2 separate regions of the Homo sapiens genome follow, and region 2 is linked to region 1. A link is a loop called in an ENCODE intact Hi-C map of the cell type or tissue named here. Cell type or tissue: gastrocnemius medialis. All regions are shown on one strand. Links, peaks and the distances in the headings refer to the core of each region. The heading gives the core; the rest is flanking DNA. Region 1 has its middle 140 kb from the start of FSTL4. Region 2 overlaps LOC105379182 (a long non-coding RNA gene).

Region 1 (5,371 bases), core at 231-5,230:
AGGCGCAAATTCCGGTAGCAGATGGAGGGGGAGGGAGCACGGATAATCAAAAACAAACTGGAATTATTGACTGTCTGAGAGGTGTCGGGCAAAATAGACTGCACCTAGAATAAATAGTCTTTTTACAAAATGCTTTTGGGAGGTGCAACAGCAATTTCTTCTTTCTCTGCCCAAAGCTGTCTGCCAGAGGGGCACAGACCAACTGTTTCTGATGAAGGCTTTTTGGAGTCATGGGTGGGTTTTGGATCTTTATCTTACTGAGTCTGATAAATCAGTTGCTAATGGATCAGACAAAGGAAGACTCACTGGCAGGTCAGCAACATCATCCCTTCTCCACCGTCTCTGCTGCTAATGGAAGCTGGATGGCAAAGGCTGCCAGAACGCTGGCAGGAATCGTGCAAGCCCCGCCCTTCCAGGCACACTGGAGATGCTGTCCACCTGAGATGCTAAGCCATAGAAGGTGCTGAAAGGGCAACCAAAAACCTAGACAGGCGAAGGGATTGGGCCTGCCTTTGCCCAACCTGCTCAAAACACTCTGTCAGGACTGGATCCTTGGTTGTGGGCCTCATTTTGGGTAGAATCTTAAAAACCAAAGGAGTTATCTATCTCCAGCTTCAAAGAGCGAAGTCAGCAGCTTATGATTAAGCCAGCACTATGGGCCCCTGGCTCAGACCCCTGGGAGTGAGAGAGAGGGCAGCAAAGGCAACGGGCACTATGGCTGAGCCTATAGGTTTTCCCAGTAACTGCCTGGCCACAATCCCCCTCTCATAAGGTCAGGAGTTTGAGACCAGCCTGGCCAACATGGTGAAACCCCGTCTCTACTAAAAATACAAAAGCTAGCCAGTTGTGGTGGCGGGTGCCTGTAATCTCAGCCACTTGGGAGGCTGAGAATCACTTGAACCCGGGAGGCAGAGGTTGCAGTGATCTAAGATTGCGCCACTGTACTCCAGCCTAGGCGACAGAGCGAGGCTCTGTCTCAAATAAAATAAAATAAAATTAAATTAAATTAAATTAAATTAAAGGGCTTCCTTTCCTAGCATTCGTGGAAAATAACTGAGATGTGGAATTCTGAAAGTCCTCTTCCACTGCCTATATAACAGTGATCATTTGTCACTGTGCAGGGGTCATAGGGGGCAGGGGGGTCAAGGGTCAGTGCTGCCAGCACAGACACCCCAGAATCTCACACAGAGAAAAGCTACCACAGCCTGTTACTGGTCGACCAGCTCTCTCCCCTTCTAATGAGGTCAAGTTGCAGTTATTTTCTTGCGCTCTGAGCCCCACACTTTCTTTCTTCATGTGAATGTGGATTTTCAAGAAAGAAAAGAAAAAACAAGACCTCTTTGTGATTCTCATACTATTTTGATTCTAAGTATAATGGTTGTTATGAAATAACCCCTTTAAAAGAAAACTACACCACAATGAACCAGCTACCCTTATATAATCAGAAAATGTAAATATGTTATAACAACAAAAAGAAAAAGTCTTTTTGTGGTCAAGACCAAAGTTACCTGTATGCATTATTCACAATAAAGGCAAACCAGACTTGCTCCCAGGCCCACAAACTGAAGGGGCAGCCTTCTCCTCTGCTCCCTGCTCTGCATCTTGCAAACAGGGAAATGAGATCTGGAGGGTTCTTTTGGCTCCTTATAACCAGAAAATGAAAATTGGACCCTGCTGAGAGTCACAAAAGCCCCAGATGGGCATGTGTCCACTGGCAGGCATGGTTACTTCTACTCAGTGACTTAACAGCCCTCATCACTGATGCTTGTTCTCCCAACTCCTCTGAAATAAGGGAGGGTGGGACCCAGGAGTCCCTAATCTCAGGTGGCTCACATTGCCTGGTTCCCCCATCAAATTGGCCACTCGATGAGCTGGAGAAGATTCACAGACACTTATATGGGAAACTGAGCTAAGCCAGGTGGTAACTCTCACTAGGGGCTGGCCAGGGGACTGGACACATGGTTCCAGCCAGCTGTACCACTCAATAACTATTTGACCCTGCCTGGACTTATCCCTTCTCTCCCCTGGGCCTTTGTGGGTCCACATTTGTTCTGTGTGTGTGTGTGTGTGTGTGTGTGTGTGTGTGTGTGTGTGTGTAGTGGCAGGGAAGGTCTGGCCCAGACATTCTGTGACCATAACCAACTCTCCCCATTCCTGCATAGCATCAGGTAGTGAGTGGCTGTCTGGGCACACCAATACAGTGAACCATAGTGCAGCCCAGTGTTTAAACTATGGACTTTAAATGCAGATAAGCCTAGGTTCAAGTCCCAGTTATGCCCCTTAACTTCTCTAAGCTGCAGTTTCAGCCTCTATAAAATAGGATAAAAAAGGAGATTGCAATAAGAAAATGGCTGTGAGTGTTAGCATAATGACTAATAGTGGGGAACCCAGGCAGGAAGCTCTGCTGTACCATTCGTGCCCTGAGGATATCCCAGCCCCATGTTCCGCCAACAGTGGAGACAACTTATACACAGCATACAAAGTAATCAGAGTCAGACAAGAGAATTTGACTTACAATTCAATCATCCAACTCTAGACAAGAGAGCAAACCGGAACCACCTCAGGGAGCCTAGTCTTCATTTTGTAATAAGTTAGTGAAGAAAATAAATACAAACTATCAATTTTTATCCTAGTCATAATGAAGTTTATTAGAAGGTATAATTGCTATGAAATAGAACTGACAATGATTAAAATTCCACACTGCACACTTTGTTAGAGCTAAAAGATATATATATATAAAAAGATCAAAATGTCCTAATAAAATTTAGATCTGCAAATATTTGTCCACGTAAATTGGATTTGAAAGAAACAATGGCCACACAAAAATTCACAATGGCAGAAGTTATAATGGATAGTTTGATAGATGTATTCAATCCTCCCTGTATAGTTTACACAAAACAGAATTAAATTCTTTGAAATAATTTTAGTAAAATTAGTATTACAAATAAGTTTACTAGACAGGATAGAAAACTGATGAAGGAATTAAACTAGTTTAATGAGGCTCACCTCAGAAAACCCACTATGTCTGCATTCATAAACACCAAGCCCAAGAGACCATGGTCAAAATACCTGTCAGGTCCACGCTCTGGGGACAAAATGCCCAGTGCTCACTAGAGGGCAGTATCCTGAGCCCAGTGGAGCTCAGACGTGTGAAGACAACATGTTGATTCTGCTCTAACTCTAGAGCCTACCGTTTAAGACAGACATTCCTGGACACCATCCACCTTTCCAGCCATCCCTCCCACCTTCCCCCACACCCTGAAGTCAAACTGGATTATTTTAGCCTGGGTTCCTTCGTGTACATTATCCCCTCTGTCTGGCAGGTCTTCCCATACCCCACTTCCCACCCTTCCTTCAAGACCCAGCTCTTGCTCCTCCTCCTCATTGCCTCCCACATGGCCTCCATCCCCCTGCAAGCCAGACCTCACCCTTCCTCATAGGCTCCTCCTGCCAAAGTCACCAATGACCTCTTCGTTGCCAACTCCATGGAAACTCTCAGATTTCCTTCTCTACCCATCACTCCCTCCTTCTGGCAACCATTTCTTTCTAAGTTTCCATGACCCCTTGGGCAATGCAGTTCCTTTTGGCCAAGGGCAATTCCTAGAAAGGGATGCAGCTGTGAGCTGTTATCAACCTACACCCAGGATAGCACTCTCACTCTGTCCCAGTTGCCTGGAAATATCATTTTTATTCTCTCTAAACATTCTGATGACCAAGAGCTGGTCCCGGGACAATAAAAGCAGCAATGAACCTGCCCCTCCACCTGCTATAGACAGGATACCACCATTATCCTTCCTCCACCAGCTCTCTTGGCTCAGAAATGGCCCTAAACCCAAAGCAGTAAAACTCAAGCACCTCTTCCATCAGACCCTCACATCCTCTCCTCCCCCTGCCCACCACCTCTCACACATACTCTAGACCTCACCCACATTTCAGCATACCTCAAATCTTGGCATAAATGTGCACTCCCCTTTTTCTGCCTGATGGGCTTCTACTTGCATCTTCAAAATCCAGCCCCAGCATCACTACCCAAAGCACCCTTCTCCATGTAGATCATAGCCAGCTCTCTGCTTTACAGGAGGACTGTTTCTTAGCACTGGGAGCTGAGACTCACCTTCCACAATGCTTTGGACTCCAAGGGGAGCACCTGGCGGGTATAAGCATAAAACAACCCTGTTCTTTCTCACAACTGTCTCTCTTCATCAAACTGTGTTCAGCCCATCTTCTCTTCCCAGGGAGAAAATCTCTGGCAAATTTCACAGCTGTTTGGTCACTGTCATTTATCCATTTCACAAATATTACTGAATGCCTACTATGTCCCAGGTTGCAGCAACACACAATGAACAAAACAAGAAGCAAAATGCAACACAACAGAAACAAACTTCTTGCCTTCACAGAGCTTACATTCTAGTGGAATACACAGGCAGTAAGCAATACAGTGCAGAGCATGTTAAGTAGGGAGGAGGCAGCTGGCAAGAGCGGGCTTATAATTTTAGTCAGGCTGAGAAAGTGGTGTTTGGGAGGAGACTCTAGGAGGAGAGGAAGGGAGATGCACAGACACCTCAGGCAAGGCATTTCGGGCAGGAGGAAGAGCAGGCACAATGTCCTGGGATGGGATGTGCCAGGACACCAGGGAACCTGGGTGGCAGGAGTGAGGTGGAGGGGACAGTAGCAGAAGATGCAGAAGGGGTCTGCAGGTCCAGTTCACATGGAGCCGTGCCATCATAGGACTGTGGCTTTTACTCTGTGTGGCAGAAAAGCCACTGGGGATTCCAAGCAGAAGAGGGACCTGATTTGACCCACATATTAAGGGGTTCAATCTGGCTGCTAGTTGAGAAGGATCATAGGGTAATAAGTGCATAGCCTTTTGGTCAGAGTTTTAAAGCTCTAAATTCCACCAGTTTAAGGTTTCCTTCCCCCAGTTCCAGCCCACCACGGGAAGAGGGGTTGTCAGGGGCTTCTGCATACCCCACCTTGGTCTTCACTTCTTCTCACACCCACTGAGTGCACCTGGCCCTCCGGCATGGAGGTGGGGGAGGAGGGTGCGGGATAGAGGCAGGGAGGGTAGAGTTGTGATTTGTCATTGGTGCTGTCTGGACATAGCAGGTGCTATATCCGGAGCATTTCTTCTATAGGCATTGTGGTGAGGTTTTTTTCTAACAGATCTTTCACCATCCCTGGGGGGTTGTAGTGGGAGGGTCTCTCTCTTGCAGTCCTCTGGCATGGATAATGCCTCCTCCAGCTGCCCACTTCAGAACCCCCTCAGTAACCAGTTTCTGGGAATCTACCATGTACACAGGAGTCAGCTCACCCCGCCCCAGACAATGGTCTCATGTGAAGCCCCTCTCAAGTGGCCCCCATCTAACTCTTC
Region 2 (5,371 bases), core at 183-5,182, 180 kb after region 1:
TAGCTCATTTGTGCTATAAGGCCTAAAATGAAGGCCTACTATGTGCCACCGTGACAACTGGTAAAATTGGGAGGGCCTCGGATGGTCTAACCACAAGTTCCCCCTCCACCTCTGTTCCTGTGGATAAGGTCCTCTGGCCAGACAACCTCCTTATCCGGGAGACCAGATGCAGTTCCTGCTTCTCTCTGAGTTTCAGTTCCCTGCCAGCCCTCAGAACTATTCAGCCAAGTCAACCACGTCCTCCCATGGGCAGCAGGGGCACCTCGCCCTCTTGGTACTACAAAGCCTGCTTCCACAGCCCCAGGTGGTTCACATTGCTCCTGAGTGTGACTCCCCTGTGGCTGGTGTGGAGTGCTGAGTCCTCCCTGGGGCTGTGAGCATATATGACTGATAAACTGCTGTCAACATATCTGTCCAGTGCTGGGTGTCAAGTGTTCACGCATCCCGTAACCATAGGGTGACATCCTCCCGCACTAATGGGGTGAAAAAGAATTGATTAAAGCACCTTAAGTTCTCCCAGTGGTGGGGAGGCTTGGTGGCTGGCCAGGGCTTGCAGAGCCAGTGAGGTAAGACATCCAGCAATGTGTACAAGTGGGAACTGGGCCTAGGGCTCCCTCAGCCTGAGGCTCTATTCCCGAGAAAGGCTTTCCCCATGGGGCTGCCCCAGGCCCAGAGGTCTGGACCACATCCACTTACTTTATCAGGCCTCTTATAGATTAAAAACCAAAGACATACCAAGATGCGGATATAAATCCTGTGGCAGGTTTTAAATGCTTACATTTAACAAATAACTGCTCCTAACATTAAAACCTCACTTGGAACCATCCCCAACATCTAAATATAAAGAGGCAATTGTGAATGTGAGGCTTAGGCCAGGAGGCTCCCTGCCCCCGGCCACCAGGCTGAGCCCCGTGTCTGGAGGGGCAGCATGTGGGCCACACTGCCTGCACCAGGCCTGCCCAACGACCATGCGGCCAGGGCTCCCCTCCCTCCTCACCCCTTCCTTCATTCCTCTTCTTTCCCTGCTCCTCCCTCCTCCTTCTCTATCCACTTCCCTTCCTCCTCCTCATCCCCACTTTCTCCTCCCACCCATCTTTCTCTCTCCCTGTACCCTCCTCCACTGCCTCTCCCCTCCGCTCCCACCCCCGCTCACACATCTGAGCCCTGAAAGCCTGTGGGGACCTTGTGGTCCCAGGTGGGCCCAACTGCTCACTGCTGCCTAACCCTCTCCCTCCCACCTGGGACCTGCTGGGTTGTGGCTTGTCCTAGGGGCGCCAACCTTCCAGATCTGCATGACCAGGTCTTCACTTTAACGCTGCTGGTGTGGTCAGCAAAGCCTGGACTCGTCAGGAAGGGCTTCATGATGCAGGAACTGCGGCGAGTCCTGTACCTTCGCTGTGGCCTCACCTCTGTGTCTCCTGACATCCTGACACAGCCTGGAGCTTTGCCTCCCCACCTGACACTCCCGACACCCTAACAGACCACACTGCCCAGTTGCCCTTGCCCACGAAGGCCTCACCTCTCCACAACCTGCCTTGTAGAGTGTAAGGTGGCCTCTCTGTCCCCTGTGGCCCACTCCGGGTGACTGACACGATGGCACCAACCAGGATCCTGCAGGGCAGGCACCGCCTCTCCTGCCATCCCACTCCTGCCTGGCTAAAGATCACAGCCCAGTGCTCCCAGCTGTATGTCCTCAGGACACCCTGGCGCAAGGTCTGGCTGGCCCTTCCACTTCCTTCAGCTGGACTGAGTTGTGGAGCTTGCCAGATGTTTCCAGAGAGGTGAAGGGAGGTCTCAGCTGTTGGAGTATGGGTGCTTCTAGTTTTAAAGAGGTGTGGGCTCTGCTAAAGTTTCCGTCTTTCATTCAGTCACACTCCCTGCACACCCACGGTGTGCCAGGCCCCATGCTAAGTGCTAGGGATACAGGGAGCAACAGCCAGACAGTGCCCTGTCCTCAGAGCTTTCAATGATGGCAGGCATTCAGCCAGCAATGACAATGATACTCAACAATGAGTATATAATAACTATTAGAATTTGAGGGACACAGGAGTGTACACCAGGGGCTCTGATTTCATCCAAGCCAGGGATGGAATGATAGGGGAAAGCCCATCTGCACAATTTTGGTTGGGATTTGAGGGGCAGATAGAAGAAGCTGGTCAAAAGAGTAAGAAAAGGAGGTCCTGTGGGGTCCTGGCAGGCAAGGGACCCCACAGGGAACCTGGGTTTCATGCATATGAAGTCATGGAAGAAGGCTCCTGTGGCCACAATGTGGTGAGTGGGGGCGGCCAGCAGGCTGAAGTCAGATCCCCCAGGCCTGGGATGCAGACCACTACTTAAGGCTGAATTGCTTCAGGTGGAATCCTGGTGCAGGGTCCCAGGCCTGACCCCAGAGGCTGGCTCCTCCCCAAACTGCCCCCAGCCATGTGCTCTGTTCTTTCATGGTCTCAGAGAAGAAGCTGGTCAGGACAGAGGACCCTGAGGAAGGGCTCTCTGTTTAGACAGCTCCTATCCCACTCCTTCAGGCCAGTCCTGGTCATGCTCAGGACATGGACCAGGAGCAAAGCGCCATGCTCTGCCCCTCCCTGCATGTGCCAGCCCCACTGGTCACACCCCGATGGCCCTTACATACTTACAGCTGTGCCACTGGGTAATTTAGCTCCCAGGGGTATTATATTTAAGGTTTTGTCAACAGGCTATTTATAAAATGCCTCTCAGGCGTGGAGAGGAAGCTCAGAGGGAGTAGGGGATGGGCACACTGCTCCTCCAGAATTATAGAGCTGCTAGAGAACCAGCTAGGACTGCAGAGGCAACAGGAATGTGTATGGTCATCAAGGTGGCTGTGGTCCGAGGACACATGCCCACCATCCTGGCAGCAGGGTGGCAGGTGTATGTGCTGAGACTGGCCTGCACTCAGGCTGTTCTCTGCACTGGCCACCTCAGGCCCCTCGCCCTCCCCATCTTCAGTTGTTCAGATCCCACCATTCTTCAACATTCAGCCAGGATGACCCCTCCTCCCCAAACCCCCACTGATTCTGTGGCTCCTCCTCCAGTACTGTGGCTCCTCCCCTGGTTCTGGGCTCCTCCCCCGGTTCTGTGGCTCCTCCTCTGGTTCTGTGGCTCCTCCTCTGGTTCTGTGGCTCCCCTCCCGGGTTCTGTGGCCCCTGCTCCGGTTCTGTGGCCCCCTCATCAGGTTCTGTGGCCCCTCGTCCAGTTCTGTGGCTCCTCCTCTGGTTCTGTGACTCCTCCTCTGGTTCTGTGGCTCCTCCTCTCGTTCTGTGGCTCCTCCCCTGGTTCTGTGGCTCCTCCTTCGGTTCAGTGTCTCTTCATCCGGTTCTGTGACTCCTCCTCTGGTTCTGTGGCTCCTCCTCCAGTTCTGTGGCTCCTCCTCTGGTTCTGTGACTCCTCCTCTGGTTCTGTGGCTCCTCCTCTTGTTCTGTGGCTCCTCCTCCAGTTCTGTGGCTCCTCCTCCAGTTCTGTGGCTCCTCCTTCAGTTCAGTGGCTCTTCATCCGGTTCTGTGTCTCCTCCTCTGGTTCTGTGGCTCCTCCTCCAGTTCTGTGCCTCCTCCTCTGGTTCTGTGGCTCCTCCCCTGGTTCTGTGGCTCCTCCTCTGGTTCTGTGGCTCCTCCCCTGGTTCTGTGGCTCCTCCTCTGGTTCTGTGGCTCCTCCCCTGGTTCTGTGGCTCCTCCTTCGGTTCAGTGGCTCTTTGTCCGGTTCTGTGTCTCCTCCTCCGGTTCTGTGGCTCCTCCTCCAGTTCTGTGACTCCTCCTCTGGTTCTGTGGCTCCTCCTCCAGTTCTGTGGCTCCTCTTCTGGTTCTGTGGCTCCTCCTCTGGTTCTGTGACTCCTCCTCTGGTTCTGTGGCTCCTCCTCTCGTTCTGTGGCTCCTCCCCTGGTTCTGTGGCTCCTCCTTCGGTTCAGTGGCTCTTCGTCCGGTTCTGTGGCCCCTCCTCTGGTTCTGTGGCCCCTCCTCTGGTTCTGTGGCCCCTCCTCCGGTTCTGTGGCCCCTCCTCTGGTTCTGTGTCTCCTCCTCCAGTTCTGTGGCCCCTCCTCCGGTTCTGTGGCTCCTCATGACCTTGCTGTTATCACAGCTCTACAGCTGGCTCCCACCATGGTTTAGAGAAAGGCCTCAGCTCCACGAGGCAAACAGGCAAGAGCTTTTTTTTGTTTTTTTCCTCTCCCTGAAAATCCCATAATTTGGGGTCACTTTTGGCTCTAAGGATGATGTTATCTTCAGGTATTAAAGAGTCTTATCTAGTCCAGCTAAAATCAAAACTTTATACAGCACTGTGAATATATTATCCTACTGAGCTATACACTTAAAAAAATGATCAGTAGGGTAAATTTTTATCTGTATTTTACCACAATTTAAATTTTTAAAAATCTAAAAACACTTTACTCTCACAAGCAATCTTAGCCTTTTGTCTCCCTCACTCAAGCCTGCACCTCAGCTCAGGGACTGGCAAGGGGGGCCAGTGGGGGTACATTGTTTAATGACATGAGATGAGTGGCTGTACTAGTCAGAGTCCTCCAGAGAAACAGAACCAATAGCAGCCATATATACACATAAAGAGTTTGTGAACATGGCTACTGAGAGATGGCAGACAGATTGAGAGAGAGAGAGACTTCTAAGGAATTGGCTCACATGATTATGGGGTCCGGCAAATCCAAAATCTGTAGAGCTGATGTCCTAGTTTAAGCCCAAAGGCCAGAAGTCGCTGTGGAACCAGGAAAAGCCTATGTTCCAGTTCACAGGCCATCAGGCAGAAGAATTCTTAATTGGGGGAGGGTCAGCGTTTTTGTTTTATTCAGGCCTTCAACTAATTGGATAAGGCCCAACCACGTTAAAAAAGATAACCTGCTTTACTCTGTCTACTACTTAAATGTTATTCTCAGCAAGGTGTGGTGGCACATGCCTGTAATCCCAGCATTTTGGGAGTCTGAGGCAGGTGGATCACTTGAGTCCAGGAGTTCAAGACCAGCTTGGGCAACATGATGAAACTTACATCTCTGCAAAAAATACAAAAATTAGCCAGGCATGGTGGCACGTACCTGTAGTCCCAGCTACTCAGAGGCTGAGGTGGGAGGATCACTTGAGCCTGGGAGGCAGAGGTTGCAGTCAGCTGAGATCGCACCACTGCACTCCAGCCTGGAGGCTGGGCAATGGAGCGAGATCCTATCTCAAAAAGAACAAGGCCAGTCTGGGTAACACAGCAAGACCTCATCTCTAGAAAAATAAAAATAAAAACTTTGTTTGATGTGGTGATGCACATCTGTAGTCCTAGCTGTTTGGGAAGCTGAGGAAGGAGGATCACCTGAGCCCAGGAGTTTCAGGCTGCAGTGAGCTGTGATCATGCCACTGCACTCCAACCTGGG

Evidence for each region. Hi-C counts contacts between places; a loop is a spot of excess contacts. Peaks named below come from ENCODE experiments on the same cell type or tissue, not always from the same donor. Only the 100,000 strongest peaks of a DNase experiment are listed, where the experiment ranks them.
Region 2: it touches region 1 in a loop (4-fold over the local background); 16 of 110 quality-filtered maps call a loop at or near these places.

What each region holds. Positions count from the first base shown.
Region 1 is chr5:133,751,632-133,757,002 of GRCh38, forward strand. It overlaps a transcript of FSTL4 not described here. Among named protein-coding and RNA genes, the nearest start is that of FSTL4, 140 kb to the left of the region's middle. In gastrocnemius medialis, for the core only: a CTCF peak has its summit at 3,110 (motif pointing right); no DNase peak of the experiment used is centred there; H3K27me3 peaks cover 225 bases.
Region 2 is chr5:133,932,721-133,938,091 of GRCh38, forward strand. All of the region lies in intron 3 of LOC105379182 (a long non-coding RNA gene), which reads right to left. Among named protein-coding and RNA genes, the nearest start is that of WSPAR, 22 kb to the left of the region's middle. RefSeq lists enhancers at 448-1,075, 538-597. In gastrocnemius medialis, for the core only: no CTCF peak of the experiment used is centred there; a DNase peak (open chromatin) is centred at 2,591.